Regions from separate parts of the Homo sapiens genome. Here region 1 is linked to region 2. The links are chromatin loops, found by intact Hi-C in ENCODE. Cell type or tissue: mammary epithelial cell. All regions are shown on one strand.

Evidence for each region. Peaks named below come from ENCODE experiments on the same cell type or tissue, not always from the same donor. Only the 100,000 strongest peaks of a DNase experiment are listed, where the experiment ranks them.
Region 1: it touches region 2 in a loop (5-fold over the local background); 2 of 110 quality-filtered maps call a loop at or near these places.

Annotation. Positions count from the first base shown.
Region 1 is chr21:35,611,856-35,619,855 of GRCh38, forward strand. No RefSeq gene overlaps it. Among named protein-coding and RNA genes, the nearest start is that of MIR802, 100 kb to the right of the region's middle. In mammary epithelial cell, CTCF peaks have their summits at 2,822 and 4,484; DNase peaks (open chromatin) are centred at 206, 2,846 and 7,526; H3K27ac peaks cover 3,889 bases.
Region 2 is chr21:36,024,258-36,032,257 of GRCh38, forward strand. No RefSeq gene overlaps it. Among named protein-coding and RNA genes, the nearest start is that of LINC01436, 23 kb to the left of the region's middle. In mammary epithelial cell, a CTCF peak has its summit at 4,400 (motif pointing left); a DNase peak (open chromatin) is centred at 4,394.

The DNA.
Region 1 (8,000 bases), 410 kb before region 2:
CTAGCATGATCCGAGGGTGGAATTTCCAGTCCTTTGAAGTCTAAACATGAAGCAGAGGACATGCAAACCCTTACTGCACATTCTTTATAGATTATCCAGCATCATTTCATGGTTGGTGATCTCTTATCAGGCAAAAGGGAAGGAGCATTGCAGCTGCTTGATGTCAGTGGTGGAGTCTTTTGAAAGGGCTTGTTTCTGTTTAGCCCTTAGGGAAGGAAGCCTAATTTTGGTGAGTGAGGGAGGGGGCTGTATTAGTCAGAGTTCTCTAGAGGGACAGAACTAATAGGATAGATGTATACATAAAGGGGAGTTTACTAAGGAGTATTGACTCACACGATCACAAGGTGAGGTCCCACAATAAGTTGTCTGCAAGCTGAGGAGCAAGGAAGCCTGTCTGTCCCAAAATCTCAAAAGTAGGGAAGCCGACAGTGCAGCCTTCAGTCTGTGATTGAAGGTCCAAGGGTCCCAACGTTGAAGAACTTGGAGTCAGATGTTCAAGGGCAGGAAGCATCCAGCATGGCAGAAAGATGAAGGCAGGAAGACTCAGCCAGTCTTGTCCTTCCATGTTTTCCTGCCTGCTTTTATCCTGGCTGCGCTGGCAGCTGATTAGATGGTGCCCACCCAGATTGAGGGTCTGGGTCTGCTTTTCCCAGTCCACTGACTCAAATATTAGTCTCCTTTGGCAACACCCTCACAGACACACCCAGGATCAATACTTTACATCCTTTAATCCAATCAAGTTGACACTCAATATTAACCATCATAGAGGTATAATGAGGCATGTCCAACCTCCCATCCCCTCGTGGATGAGAACTCAGTTTTCAAGGTTACTCTGGAGCCCTCTTAGCCAAGAGAATATCCATTCAATCAGTTGAGGGGACTTCAAATTTTATTTTTGGTTTATAGGTGGAAGACTCAGAGCCCATCAGGAAAGCACGAAGAAAGCAAACTAAAAAAGAGAAGGTGGTGGACACTTGGAATAATAAAAAAACAATCTTCTTAGAATTGTGTTTCCTTAAACTTTGGGAAAGTTAAAAAAACAACTCTCTGCTTTCAAACACTAACTTGGGAGAAACAAAGTCTGACTGTCTGCTGGTGACGGATTATCAACACCAAGTGCAGTAAACCTCATTAATTTTCCCTAATTGGGCAGAAAGTTTTGGAAAAGTCTGAAGTACAGAAACAAATTCAACTTAATTTCAAGTTCATATGGTAACAAGGATGACAGGGCCTCAGGAAGGGAGAGAGCAGAATGTCTCAGAGAATTTTTTAAGGGTTTCAATAATAGATATTTTTAAGTCATTAGGAATTAGAACACTCCCTGATTCACAGAAGCATTTAAATACAAAATGGTTTTACATGTGTTTAGAAACCTTTGTTGGCCTCCAACCTTAAGAAGACTAAATATTTCCCTTGTTTATACTTTTAATTTGCTTGGCAAACCCTTCCCCCGCTTCAAGCCCTAATATATAAATGCACTTCACCAGCATTTTAAATTTATCCCCGATTCTGAATTAGTGGACTTCTCACTGGCCAAGATTGCATGTTTTTTTCCCTCAAAATCCTCAATACTTTTATGCTCCCAGGAAATGTACCTGTCAATATGTCATGTGCATTCTCTCATTTTCTTAAAAGCAGGAACTAAGTTTCATTTTTCACCCTGGATTCTAAAGCAGTTGGAGAGCTTGAAAGTGAAGGGACTGTCAGAGAGGGAGCAAATACATCTAACCATGGTGAAAAGGTGATGAAAGACTTGTGCCTACATTTCCTCAATTTGTTCTTAAAATAATTGTTGACACACTCTGATTGAGGACCAACTCTTGATTTTCCAAGGCTTAGGTCACGGAGATTGGGAACAAAAGACACAGTTATTTTAAAACACAAATGTGAGCAATTAGTTCCCATTTTTTGCTCTTAATATTTTCACAGATATTAATAAGTAGCTAAGTTGACTTCTTTGAATTTGGTATTTTGCTCCTTCCCCCTGCCCACTCTCTTACAGGTATGCAGTTGGACAGTGAGCTAGTTAAGAGGAATGACATGAAGAAAATTTGAAAATATCACCCAGGCTATGTAAGGTCTATGGGCATTTCTGATAGACCAAACAAATCAACAGTGGATTTAAAGGGGAAAAAGATATGTGTGATATTGGGAGGGTATCTTAGTTTGTTCTCACACTGCTATAAAGAAATATCTGAGACTGGGTAATTTATAAAGAAAAGAGGTTTAACTGGCTAATGGTTCTGCCGGCTGTACAGGAATCATAGAAGCTTCTGATTCTTGGGAGGCCTCAGGAAACTTACAACAATGGTGGAAGCCACAGGGGAAACAAGGTACTTTGCATGGCCAAAGGAGGAAGAAGAGAGAGAAGGCAGAGGTGCTACACACTTTTAAACCACAGGATCTCATAATTCCCGCACTCACTATCACGAGAATAGCACCTAGAAGATTGTGCTAAACCATGAGAAACTGCTCCCACGATCCGATCACCTCCCACCAGGCCCCACCTCCAGCACTGGGGATTACAATTTGACATAGGAGTTGGGCAGGGACACAAATGCAAACCATATCATTCCATCCCTGGCCCCTCCCAAATGTCATGTCCTTCTCTTACTGCAACAGAGGGGAGGAGACTAAAACTGGGGAGTGTGGCAGATAGCATCAGTGTTACAACAGTGTCCCCACGCACTCACGGTCCATATCACAGTCAGACGCGATACTCTTTACCTGCTATATAAACACAGACAACTCCCAACCTCCTCCCTCATGGAATTCACCCTTACAGTGTACCACTGGGAGGCTGGAGGTGCTGGAAAGTTAATGTCCCTGGAGCAGCTCTCAGCCCAGAATGAGTGGGAGTTGGAGGACAAATACTCAGCTTTTCTCCCCTTAGGGCAGGACAGCTCTGAAAGCATATTCTACCCTATTGTTCAATGACACATCTTGCAAATGAGTCACTGACCAGCCTTTGTTCTGGACTACCTTGTCAAGGATGTCTGTATAGAAAAACAGCTTTGGAACATAGAGATAATACCTCCCTCTGGAATGAAGAGCAGGCATGCTTACTGCCCATTATATGAGACTTGGGTTCCCTAAGTACAAAGTTCCCACCCACTGATTGTGTAAGCAAAATCTAGGCCCCATTGTACCATGACCATGGGACTAGGGGGGCAAGGAGAACCAACACAGTAATGCTCATGCTGCCTGTTGCGCTGAAAGGAATAGAGGCCTTTGTCTCTGATATAATGGTCTCACACCATCTGCCAGCATCCATGGCATGTGGCAGGCCAACTCATTAGCTTCTAAGTATGGGGAAGATCTCAGATCCATCACAGTTCTTAACTAAACTCATTGACCTCACATCATGGAAAGCAGCCAATTGCAGGATGAAATTTTAATTTGGCTTACATTAAAAAAATAATTTTCTAAGAAAGTTTATTTTAAAACTTTATTATATTGCTCAGATAGGATCAGAATTAAAATGGAATATTTTGAGAAATGGATCTCCTGTGTCTTTGTAGCCACAAAATTTGAAGTTGAACCACTCAAGTACCCAGCAAGTGGCAGACATACCATGAGCAATAGAGTTAATACAATGATTATCTCAGATTGTGTTGTTGTTTAAAGATTCAGGAGACAAGTCCAGCTCCCCTTCCTGAGAATGAATGCAGCCTACAGGAATGAGGAACTGTGAACTTCCGGGGTATATAGTAATGGGTATATACACAGTGTACATAATAACAGCCAAATACAATGAGTTCATAACTTTTGCTTCTCACTTGTGACCCTATAGGTCAATATTTATATTTTATTTGTTTATGAATTTATTTATTACAGCATAAAAAAGTCTATCTTATTAAGCATATGCCTTAAAATGATGAATGAAGGAAAAACATAATTAATGATGGAAAAGAGAAAAGTTGTTGAGACACGTAATCTTTTGCAAGTTGAACGGGAAGAGCAAACACACGTCTGGCACTGGGATTGGCGATGGGCTTCAAGTCCGAAGCATTTTCATACTTATTCATAGGTGACCAGACCATGTGCAGAACAGAAAGACGAAGCATTAGGAGGTTCATCATCTCTGCAGCCCCATGGAAAGCGGTTACCTCTATTTCACAGATCATTGAAAACAAATCAGATCCCAGTATGGCTTAAGAACCTTGGTTTTGCTTTCACTAAAATTTCTCATACATGGTAATAAAAAGTATTTCAGAAAAAGCTCTTTCTAGACTACCTATAAAAAAGGGCTTATTTTACTACCACTGGTGCTCTCTACACTTAAAAGTTTCCCAATCACATAAGGCACAAAGTTAGGACAACATTGAAAAAGATAGTTATGTAAGCTTCACTGCGGGCAAAATAAACTTCACTTCGGGCACAATAAGCTTCACTTCAAATCAGAGACGGAAGAAAGACCCAAAGCCAGGGAAATAATTTCACCCTTGCTTAATATGCTTTTCAGATTAATCTCAGAATGACACCAAAAGGCCAAGATAAGAAATGCAGGCAGTGAATACAAGCAAAGAGCATTTAATATTAGAAGCTTACATATTGCGTAAGTGATAAAATAGTATGTATTAACAATGTTCTCAATCACCTTAATTTTTCATCATTTTGCTTGTTTGTTTAAGAACTTTCAGTTTCAAACAGAAATAAAATTAGTTTTCTCCCTTGAAAATAGGATATTCATTGCCTGGCCTGATTTTGACATCAATGTTGTAAGTAATTTGGACAACAAACATCCTCAAACACACAGTCGCTTACTAAGTACCTGTGCCACACCAGACATTGTGCTCGATGTTAGGAATTCAAAGAGGAATAAACAGGGCCTATGCCCGTGAGAGCCTGAATTCTGATAGAGACATTTTTTCCCAAGATAAAAAAAAATGAATACGTGACTTAGTTTTTTTTTTTTAATAGGCTCTGAAAATTGGATTTTTTTCCCAAATTTTCTGCAAAATGGAAACCCAGGGAAAAATGAAGACAAGGTTTTATTCAGCAGGTTAATTACATCTTATAACTATGGTAGAAGCTTCCAATTTCCCTACTGGGGTTGGTAGAAAATACACATCAAAATCTCTTACGTCCATGTATGTTCTTTAGGTTACCTCTCACTTTAGTTACTTGGTTTCTTGAAAATCCTTCAACCAGAACAATGAAATGGTCTTAAGTCTGTGTTTGATTGGGCCTTGATGGGGCAATGGAGCCCAAGGCCAAGAGCATCTGCAAAAAAGTGAAAAATGGGATCCTCATAGCCCAGCCTAGATCCCAAAGACAGAAGATCAGCTGTGGATTGAGGACCAAGCCTCCACTGATAATACAGCAGGTTCCTTGGCCCATCCTGTCCTTAACACTAAAGACAGAGTGTGAAGAACCAAATAACGTTGCAGGTATATTCCACAAACTGTTCTCTTTCACACAAATTATTCCAGGGAAAGCTCCCTACCTCAATTTATGACACTGATATAACCTAGGAACCAAAACAAGGACATTAAAAGAAAAATTTACTATAGGCTAATAATCAATCTATCTTATGACTAGAAATGCAAAAATCCTAAATAAAATATTGGTAACCTAAATCCATAAGACTTAAATAAATACATGATGGCCATGTATGATTTATCTCAGCAATACAGGATTAGGTTAACATTAGAAAAATCTCCAAATATAATTCACAGCCCATTACAGGAGAAAAGCTATATGATCACCACAATAGATGCAAAAAAAGCACAAAGGCAAAATTCAACGTCTTGCATGGTAACAAAACAAGTATCCTAAACAAGTTAAGAATGGAAAGAATTCACTTAATATGATGGATGGAATCTATCCAAATTATACAAAATAGTCAAGAATTAGAAGCATTCTCCTAAAGGCAACAAAGCAAGTCAGGAACAAAACGAGAATGCCTACTCTAGCTTCTTCTATTTAACATTGTACCAGAAGGTCAAGATGAGAAGATCACTTGAGCTCATCGGTTCAAGACCAGACTGGGTAATATAGGGAGACTTCATCTCTATTAAAAAAAATAAAACTAAATGACATTGTTCCAGAGATCCTAGCCAGCATGACATGGCATGGCAAAAAAATAATTGATATAATCATCAGAAAGGAAGAAATAAAATTGTCATTATTTGTAGGCTATATGATTATTTACTTAGAAAATTCAAGAGAACCTACAACTTATCAGAGCAAAGAAATAGAGGTAAAGGAATAGCTCAGATGAACTGATTAGAGAGATTAACAACAGACCAACATATGCATGTGCATTTCACATATGGCAGAAGGTCATATAAACCAGTGGGGAAAGAATGAACTATTCAAAAAATGGTTCTGGGTTGACTGACTATCCATTTGGAAAAAAACAACTTTCTTTCATTCCAGTTACAAAAAAATAAATTCCAGATGAATTTGAAAAGGTTTTCTAAATTTAACATTTATGGAAGAAAAATAGAGATTTGTTTTAGAACTCCAAGGCAGAGAAGCATTTCTAAACCAAGGCACAGAAATGACACATAACAAAGAAAAGAGTGATACACTTTTTTGCTATATTAAAATTTGAAATCTCTGTGTGGCACCATAAACAGAGTGAAATCTAGAAGCCAAATACTGGAGAAGACGTGAGCAACACAAATAGCTACAAAAGAGACTTTCTCTTAGGTCTTCTTGGTCAGAAATAGGTCTGGGGAAGCAAGGAATAGGGAGAGATTTGTTGAAGGACACAAAATTATGGCTAGATAGGAGAAATAAGTTCTAGTGTTCTATACCCCTGTAGGATGACTATTGTTGACAATAATATACAGTTTCAAATAACTAGAAGGAGGATATTGAATGTTACCAACACAAAGAAATGATAACTGTTTGAGATGATGGATATGCTAATTACCCTGATCTGATGATTATATATTATATGCATTGAAACATCACCATGTGCCTCATGGATATGTACAATTATTATTTGTCAATTAAAAAATAAAATAAAATAAAATAAATGAGTCTGATGACCATCAATCATTGTTCATCCACAATGAGGAAGACCTGTCTTCCTTTCTTAGCACATTGTCTCTTCACACTTTAACTAAATTGGGTCACTTTTCACAAAAATGAAAGGAGAAAAGTGTTGGCTAAATAAACAATCTACAGCATCTGGCAAAGGCAGTTCATGGGCAATTGACAAAACAGCAAACCAGAATGGCTGATAAACAAATGAAAGTTGTGAACTTCACTAGTAGTTGGAAGAATATAATTTAAGAGAGAGAGGGGTCACCATACAACCAGCATACTGAAGCATTCTAAATCATCTAATAACACCAACTTATTGGGGTTTTATGAAGCCCATCTCTGCTTGCCTGTCTTACAAGCCTCTGAAATTCAATGTGTTCAAAAGCGAACCACTTCCTCCAAACCCTTTCTTCTTCTCAATCCAGTAAATGCTACCACCAAGAACTCAAGGGAAAGACTTGAGTCATCCTTACAACTGTCATAGCCTCAACCCTCTTATCCAGTCATCCTGACAATATCTGTAAACCCTCTGGGTCTGACTCCACACCTCTAGAATCCATCTCCACTGCCTGGGAGATGTCATCATCATTTCCTGCATGGATAACCTTTACATCCACTTAACCAGTCTTTCTTCCTCCTTATCTCACTGCCTGCCAACCATTATTCAGTGAGCAGTGCGACTGACTCTTCCACAATTAAAAACATTCTATAGTCTTTGCTATAAAGATCAAGTTGAAATCCCAAATGGGATGGCCCTTAACAATTCGCCTGTTCCTCTTACAGCCTCATCTACAGTTTCCCCTGTATTTCCCATTCTTACTGTGTTACTTTTCCCTAAGTATAATACACTCATTAGAGTTATTTCAGTGAGGATCTAGTAGCAGTAAATTCATCTAATATTTGTTTGAAATCTTCTCTTATTTTGCTTTCATTCTGGAATGATTGTTTATTCCAGGATAATGGTTATTTAAGCAACAGGAGTTTAATGGCCTCCTTCT
Region 2 (8,000 bases):
TCTTTAAGATTCCAGTGAAACTCAACCTTGACCTCAGTGCTGTGGGGAATCAGAGAGCAGCCAGGGGAAACGACTGGAAAGAGGCTGGGTGGTAACTGGGCACAGTGGCTCATGCCTGTAATCCCAGCATTTTGAGAGACAAAGGTGGGAGGATCACTTGAGGCCTAGAGTTTGAGACCAGTCTGGGCAACATGGTGAGACCCCCGTCTCTACAAAATATTTTTAGAATTAGCCAGGTGTGGTGGTGCGTGCCTGTAGTTCCAACTGCTCAGGAGACGGAGGCAGGATGGTTGCTTGAGCTCACGAATTTGAGGCTGCAGTGAGCCATGATTGGCCGTTGCACTCCAGCCTGGGCAAAAGAGCAGGACCCTGTCTCTCAAGGCTGAGAGGGTACCAAGTGCCCACATGGTATCCAGCAGACCAGGACCCAGAGCTGGTCTGTCTATACCAGCCACGAACCTTGGACAAGGAAGGGACTTTGCTAGCTAATAAAAATAAGCTGGACTGACTGACTGAGCTGGACTTTCCCCATCTGTTGGGGGAGACTATTGTAGCCACTGAGGATGAAACTGATTCAGGGCTGGCAGCCTGTCGTACTGTGCTGGCACCTGGAAATGCTAAGTCAATGCCACGGTCCAGTCTGAACATCCTGGGACCCCTCCACTCAGGGTGCACCAGTCCTAATGCACCTGTGGAGCTCGGCGATTTTGTAACCACACTGCTGCACTGGGATCTATTTTTCCCGGTGAATGAAAAACTCACAAATGTGAGTGATTTAGGCTGGAGGTCCGCAGCCCCACGGCGCAGAGGCTCCCCAGCATGTGGTGTGAGTAAGGGGCTGGTGGCTTTCTGTCCAGCTGCCTCCCACTTCAAGAAGTCTTTGGCAACTGCCATGCCCCAAAGTAAAAGGGGCAAAACCATGGTCATTGTGCTGATAATCGGGCCTCGTGGGTCCTCTGAGCAGAACCCCAGCCCCGCCTCACTTTCTGTAAATGAGCCATCTCCACTGGCACCTCGTGTCAAGGAAGGGTGAACCAGGACAGGGCTAAAGGGATTGCCAATGGACAGCCCAGAAGACAGGTCATAAACCGCCCAACTGGCTCGATGTCTGGAGTCGGTCACACCTCGAAGACACTGTTTTCCTAACTTTCACGTACACGGGAATCTTGTTCCAATGCAGATTCTGATTCAGTGGGTCCAGGGCAGGGCCTGAGATCCTGAATTTCTTTTCATTTGTGTGTGTGTGTGTCTGTGTGTGTTTGTTTGTTTGAGATGGAGTCTCGCTCTGTCACACAGGCTAGAGTGCAGTGGCACGATCTCGGCTCACTGCAACCTCCACCTCCCGGGTTCAAGCGATTCTCCTGACCTCAAGTGATCTGGCTTAGCCTCCCCAGGTAGCTGGGATTATAGGTGCCATTACCACACCCAGCTAATTTTTGTGTTTTCAGTAGAGACAGGGTTTCCCCATGTTGGCCAGGCTGATCTTGAACTCCTGACCTCAGGTGATCCTCTGCCTCTCAGAGTGCTGGGATTACAGGTGTGAGCCACCACGCCCGGCCAAGATCCTGAATTTCTAATAGGCTCCCAGGTGCTGCTGATGTGCTCTGCAGATCACCCTGTGAGGAGCAGGGTTCTAAGGCAAACAGCCCCAATCAACAAAGCTGAAAGCACTTATTTAGCTTCCTGGGGGACATTTTTTGGTGGTAGTGGCCTCCTTTATAGACTTTTGCCCTGGTGACCTATAAAAGAAAGAAGATAGATCCTAGCAGTTGCCCCCTGCCAGTACTTTTCTCCTGCTGGTATCAGAGACACTGCCTTCTAATACAGAGACACAGTATTTCTCCTCTCGCACGACTGCTGCCATGGTTGTGAGTCAAGACTCCCTGCCTAGACTACATGGTGGCCACCTACTCTTAACATTGAACCACAACCATCAAAAATCACTTGTGGCCAGGTGTGGGTGGCTCACACCTGTAATCCCAGCACTTTGGGAGGCCGAGGCGGTTGGATCACCTAAGGTCAGAAGTTCAAGACCAGCCTGGCTAACATGGCACAACCCAGCTCTACTAAAAAAAATACAAAAAAATTAGCTGGGAGTGGTGGCGTAGTGCACGCCTGTAACCCCAGCTACTTAGGAGGCTGAGGCAGGAGAATCACTTGAACCCAGGAAGTGGAGGTTGTAGTGAGCTGAGATTATGCCACTGCTGCACTCCAGCCTGGGTGACAGAGCACGAAACTGTCTCAAAACAAAACAAAAAAAACTTGTTATTCCAACCTGAATACTTTTTTTTTTTTTTTGAGACGGAGTTTCACTCTTTTTGCCCAGGCTGGAGTGCAATGGCGCGATCTCAGCTCACCGTAACCTCCGCCTCCCAGGTTCAAGCAATTCTCCTGTCTCGGCCTCCCGAGTAGCTGGGATTATAGGCGTGAGCCACCGTGCCCTGCTAATTTTGTATTTTTAGTAGAGACGGGGTTTCTCCACATTGGTCAGGCTGGTCTCGAACTCCTGACCTCAGGTGATCTGCCTGCCTCAGCCTCCCAAAGTGCTGGGATTACAGGCATGAGCCACCTCGCCTGGCTTACTCTTTTTTTTTTTTTTTTTTTTTTTGAGGCAAAGTCTTGCTCTGGCGCCCAGACTGCAGTACAGCGGCATGATCTAGGCTCACTACAACCTGGGCCTTCCAGATTCAAGTGATTCTCATGCCTTGGCCTCCTGAGTAGCTAGCATTACAGGCATGTGCCACCAAGCCTGGCTAATTTTTGTATTTTTTCAGTAGAGATGGGGTTTTGCTGTGTTGGCCAGGCTGATCTGGAACTCCTGGCCTCAAGTGATACGCCCACCTCAGCCTCCCAAAGTGCTGGAATTACAGGCATGAGTCACCATGCTTGGCCCCAACCTGAGTTCTCTTAAATAATATCTGCATTCCATATACATAATCACCATCACCAGTGAGGCAACTCCAATCAGATAAACAGTAATGTATACCTTTCTCTACTCCTCCAATTAAAAAAAAAAAAACCTTCAATATAGTGATATTGAATATTGGCCTCATCGAGGTCTTGGTAGCACTCTGTAGATCAACATGCCAAAGAGAAAACAAACTTCCACTCAACACAAAGCCAGAATGTGTATCAATAGCACGGGGCTGGGGAGGAGAAGGGTATCAGGAGGGAGAAAAGCATTATAGCAGCTTCCCGGTTCACAAGTTGAATTTGTCTACACATAAGACCAGATGACAGAGCTTCTGATAAAGTCCAGCTGACCAAAGAAATCATTTCAAGTGAGGCCATCAGCGTCAAGTCATCATGTGATGTTGTACTGAGTCAGTCCACATCACCAGCCATTTGGGGATCTACAGTGTCTCAGTATCCTGTGGACAGAGAAGCTCAAGCGCACCCTGATGGTTTTTTTCACTCTACCTTGAGGCCCCAACCTCTGATCAGTCATGCACCTCTAACAAAGATGGGCCAGGCCTCCCCTCGGTCAGCAGAAATGGATTCTTTCCACCTCACCACAAAATACTTCACGTTATTCTAGAAACACCTGGCAGATGAGAAGCTAGGAGTCACAGGATCCGTCCCTCTGTTTGTGTGGGTGGTCAGTTTCAACTCCTTAAAAGCCATCCTTCTGGCCAGGCACAGTGGTTCACACCTGTAATCCCAGCAACTTCCTAGCACTTTGGGAGTCCGAGGCAGGTGGATCACCTGAGGCCTGGAGTTCGAGACCAGCCCCATCTCTACTAAAAATAAAAAAATCAGCCAGGCATGGTGGTGCATGCCTGTAAGTCCAGCTCTTGGCGCATGCCTGTAATTCCAGCTACTCGGAGGCTGAGGCAGGAGAATTGCTTGAACCTGGGGTGCAGAGGTTGCAGTGAGCAGAGATCGCCCCATTGCACTCCAGCCTGAGCAACAAGAGTGAAACTCTGTCTCAAAAAAAAAAAATCCTTCTTTTGGCCTGCCTGAAACAGCCTGAGTCTACCTGCTATCAATTAGGATAGAAATTGAAACCTGCTACCCGGTGTGAAAAGTTCTCTCCTTCTCAAAAGTAAGGGCTAAATATATGCCTTTATTTGTGGCTCCTCTGTGGGCAGAGCCAGGATGGTTCCTGCACGGTCTCACCCCCTCCTCCTCTCGCCATTACATCTGAGCCACCACTGCCCTCTCCAGCCCCTGCCCCACCTGGCCAGGTCCCTTCCCGAGCAGCTATCACCTTGAAGTGGTGTTTATCCGCCCAAAGGAGAATGTGAACGTTGGCATTTTCTTCCAGGGGAAACACGGAGAGTTGCTTCTGCCTTGTTTGGATGCTACTAATATTTGGGAAAACCACTCTCTGCTGCCTGACTTGACCGAGCCGCAGTACCCAGGTCAGCTCGGCGGTCCTCTTGCGCCATCTAGTGTACGAAAGGTGGAAGTGGCTCAAGCACGTTGCAAAGTCCCACAGGGATTCCAAGATCCACCTGGTACTTACCAAGCATCAGCCCAAACACTCTGGACACGGAGAGGTGTGGCGCCTTTTAAAGGAGACACGTGGAATTAAATTTGCTAATCACTTCTCGTGGACTGGGCGGGCACTCCAACTGTATTTACTGAGCCAAATGATAAAGAGTTGATCTCTGGATTCATCTGTACTCAACATGAAGTGGTACTATTTAAAAGATCATTTAGGCAGCATGAACTTGTGTAGTATAAGAATTGACACTTGGCCAGGCGTGGTGGCTCCCGCCTATAATTCCAGCACTTTGGGAGGCCAAGGCGGGTGGATTGCCTGAGTTCAGGAGTTCGAAACCAGCCTGGGCAACACGGTGAAACCCCCATCTCTACTAAATACAAAAAATTAGCTGGGTGTGGCAGCATGCACCTGTAATCGCAGCTACTCAGGAGGCTGAGGCAGGAGAATTGCTTGAACCCGGGAGGTGGAGGTTGCAATGAGCCGAGATCACGCCATTGCACTCCAGCCTGGGCAACAGAGCAAGACTCTATCTCCAAAAAAATTAAAAAAAAAAAAAAGAAAAGAATTGACACTCTTCAGCTTGCCTCCCACACCTCTGAAAACCAGAAAGTTCCAGCTGGGAAAAGGTAAGGCAGCTTGCTCCCATATCCCAGAGGTTCAGAAAGGGAACTTTGGTGAACATCAGTCATGTGGGAGCTTTAAATCTCCACTGCCCCGGCACACCTCAGGCCAACTAGTTCAGACCCCTGCAGTGGGAACCCGGCCTCAGAATTTTTTAAAGCTCCGCATGTGATTCCAGTGAACAGCAAAGCCGCCAACCACTGCTACAGCCTTTACCATCAGAGGCTTGGAAGGCAAAGACGTCCAGTGACACAGGTCTCAGACATGGCACGAGAAGCACAGGTCTACGCTGCCTGTCCCAAACACAGTCGCCTTAGACCCAACCTGCTTCCTCTGTGACATCCCAAACTCTCTCTTATCTGTCAACAGTTTAGTCTCCCTTTGTGATTATCACAGTAAAAACTGGAATTGTTGACTGTCCCAAGCATTACTGAGTGGGGTCTTTGCCGTTCTGGTCTTGGCCCTATCTTCTGAATCTGGGCATTAGGAAGAGATTTCAGGGTTCTGAGCAGTTTCTATGGCACCGAGACAATGCTTTCAACTGCAACAGGAGAGCCTCTCCCCTGAGACGAATTCCACGGAAACGAGAAAAGGCCTGCTTTGGGCTCACTCACCCCTTCTCAGCCCTCTAATAACAGCTATGCCCTGTATGAGATATGAGCTGTCAGTGTGATGAGAAGCGGGCTGTAAAACTGAAATGGGACCATTTGAGGCGAGGCTGCAGCGAGAGAGACTGGCTCACTCTGCCCTGCAGCAGGGCCAGGGAGTGGAGTTGCCTGGTTCCTCCAGAACAGCCTGCAAGGTGAAGTAGTCACTCGGCCTTTCACAAAGCAAAACCAGACAACATAAACTGCTTGAAGGTGGCGGGTCCCCTCCCTTACCCTAGACTGCCTAACTTAGGAGGCAGAAACAGGTATCACTCACACATCAGAGGCAGGAACTCAGACACCAGACACTGCTGGCTTCTAATCCCTGCCACGTGATGTGGGAGAAGTCAGTTGACCCGTCTATGCCTCAGTGTCTTCAACTCTAACAAAAGATGGAATACCTGCCTCATAGAGCTATTGTGACAATTAGATGAGAAAGAGGGATATCCCACCGGGTACCAGGAGGACACAGTGGCTCTAAGTCCCACTCCACCTTTTTTTTTTTTTTTTTTTTTTACAGTCAGGGTCTCACTTGTCGCAGGTGGGCGACAACCATTTGAGCCAGTGGCATGCAGGGGTAAAAGAATTTACCAAGACAGCTGTAGGTAAAGAAAGGCAGATTTACGCGAGGAAGAATGAAAACACGTTGTTAGGAGGCAACGGGCAGATCAGCGGAGGAGGAGCTGACTGCCAGAGACAAAGGCTCCTGGAGATTTTATAGGATGGTTTCGGCTACATAGGGCTGCGCACAATACTGATAACGCCAGGGCTGCAAGGAGCTAACGTGCATTTTTCTATCAGCCAAGGTGTCTGATGATAAACGGAAGTGTTTGATGTTAAGTTGGGTGCAGGAGGATTGTGGGTAATGTACGTTATCTGCACTGGAGGGCTATGTGTCCTGGACCATGAAGAAAGGTAGGCCGGTAACTTATCTGCTTTATCTTTAACTCCCTCAGTCCCGCCAGCCTGACTCCTTTGCCCTAAATAGGACTCCACAGATTTGTCATCCAGGCTGGAGTGCAGCTGTGTGATCACAGCTCACTGCAGCTTCGAACTCCTGGACTCATGCCATCCTCCTGCCTCAGCCTCCAGAGTAGCTAGGACTACAGGCATGCAGCACCACACCCAGCTATTTTTTTATTATTTTTTGTAGAGACGCGGGGCAGGGGGTCTCACTATGTTGCCCAGGCTGGTCTCAAACTTCTGGCCTCAAGTGATCCTCCCACCTCGGATAGTAACAGCACCTGCTACTATCTACCTTGTGGAGTGGTAGCCTTACATTTTTATTAAATACATTCTATTTTGGGGAGTTTTTTGTTTTTTTGAGATGGAGTCTCACTCTGTTGCCTGCGCTGAAGCGCAGTGGCATGATACCAGCTCACTGCAACCTCCACCTCCTGGGTTCAAGTGATTCTCCTGCCTAAGTCTCCGGAGTAGCTGAGATTACAGGTGCCCGCCACCACACCCAGCTTATTTTTTGTATTTTTAGTAGAGACAGGGTTTCACCATGTTGGCCAGGATGGTCTCGATCTCCTGACCTCGTGATCTACCCGCCTCGGCCTCCCAAAGTGCTGGGATTACAGGCGTGAGCCACCGTGCCTGGCCCAGGTGTTTTTTTTTTTTTTTAATTTTCTTATAGCCTAATGTTAAAACTACATAGAATAAAAGGATATTAAAACAAGAAAATAGTGAAAGGTTACAACAGGAAGATGAGAAACACCCTCTGAAAGGTGAGAGGGATGAGCACGGGAGAGAAATGTCTGCTGGTGGGGGCAGGTGCTGGCGTGCTGTCAGTGGAACTCTAGCATGTCTGGGGGACACTGGCATGTGTTGTGTGGGGGACACTGGCGTGTTGTGCAGGGGACACTGGCATGTCGTGTGGGGGACACTGGCGTGTTCTGTGGGGGCAATGGTGTGTTGTGTGGGGACACTGGCGTGTCGTGTGGGGGACACTGGTGTGTACACGGGACACTGGCGTGTCGTGCGGGGGGACACTGGCATTTTCTGTGGGGGCAATGGCATGTTGTGTGGGGGACACTGGCGTGTTGTGTGGGGGCAATGGCGTGTCGTGTGGGGACACTGGCGTGTCGTGCGGGGGACACTGGTGTGTACACGGGACACTGGCGTGTCGTGCGGGGGGACACTGGCATGTTCTGTGGGGGCAATGGCATGTTGTGTGGGGGACACTGGCGTGTTGTGTGGGGGACACTGGCATGTCGTGTGGGGGACACTGGCGTGTTCTGTGGGGGCAATGGCGTGTTGTGTGGGGACACTGACGTGTT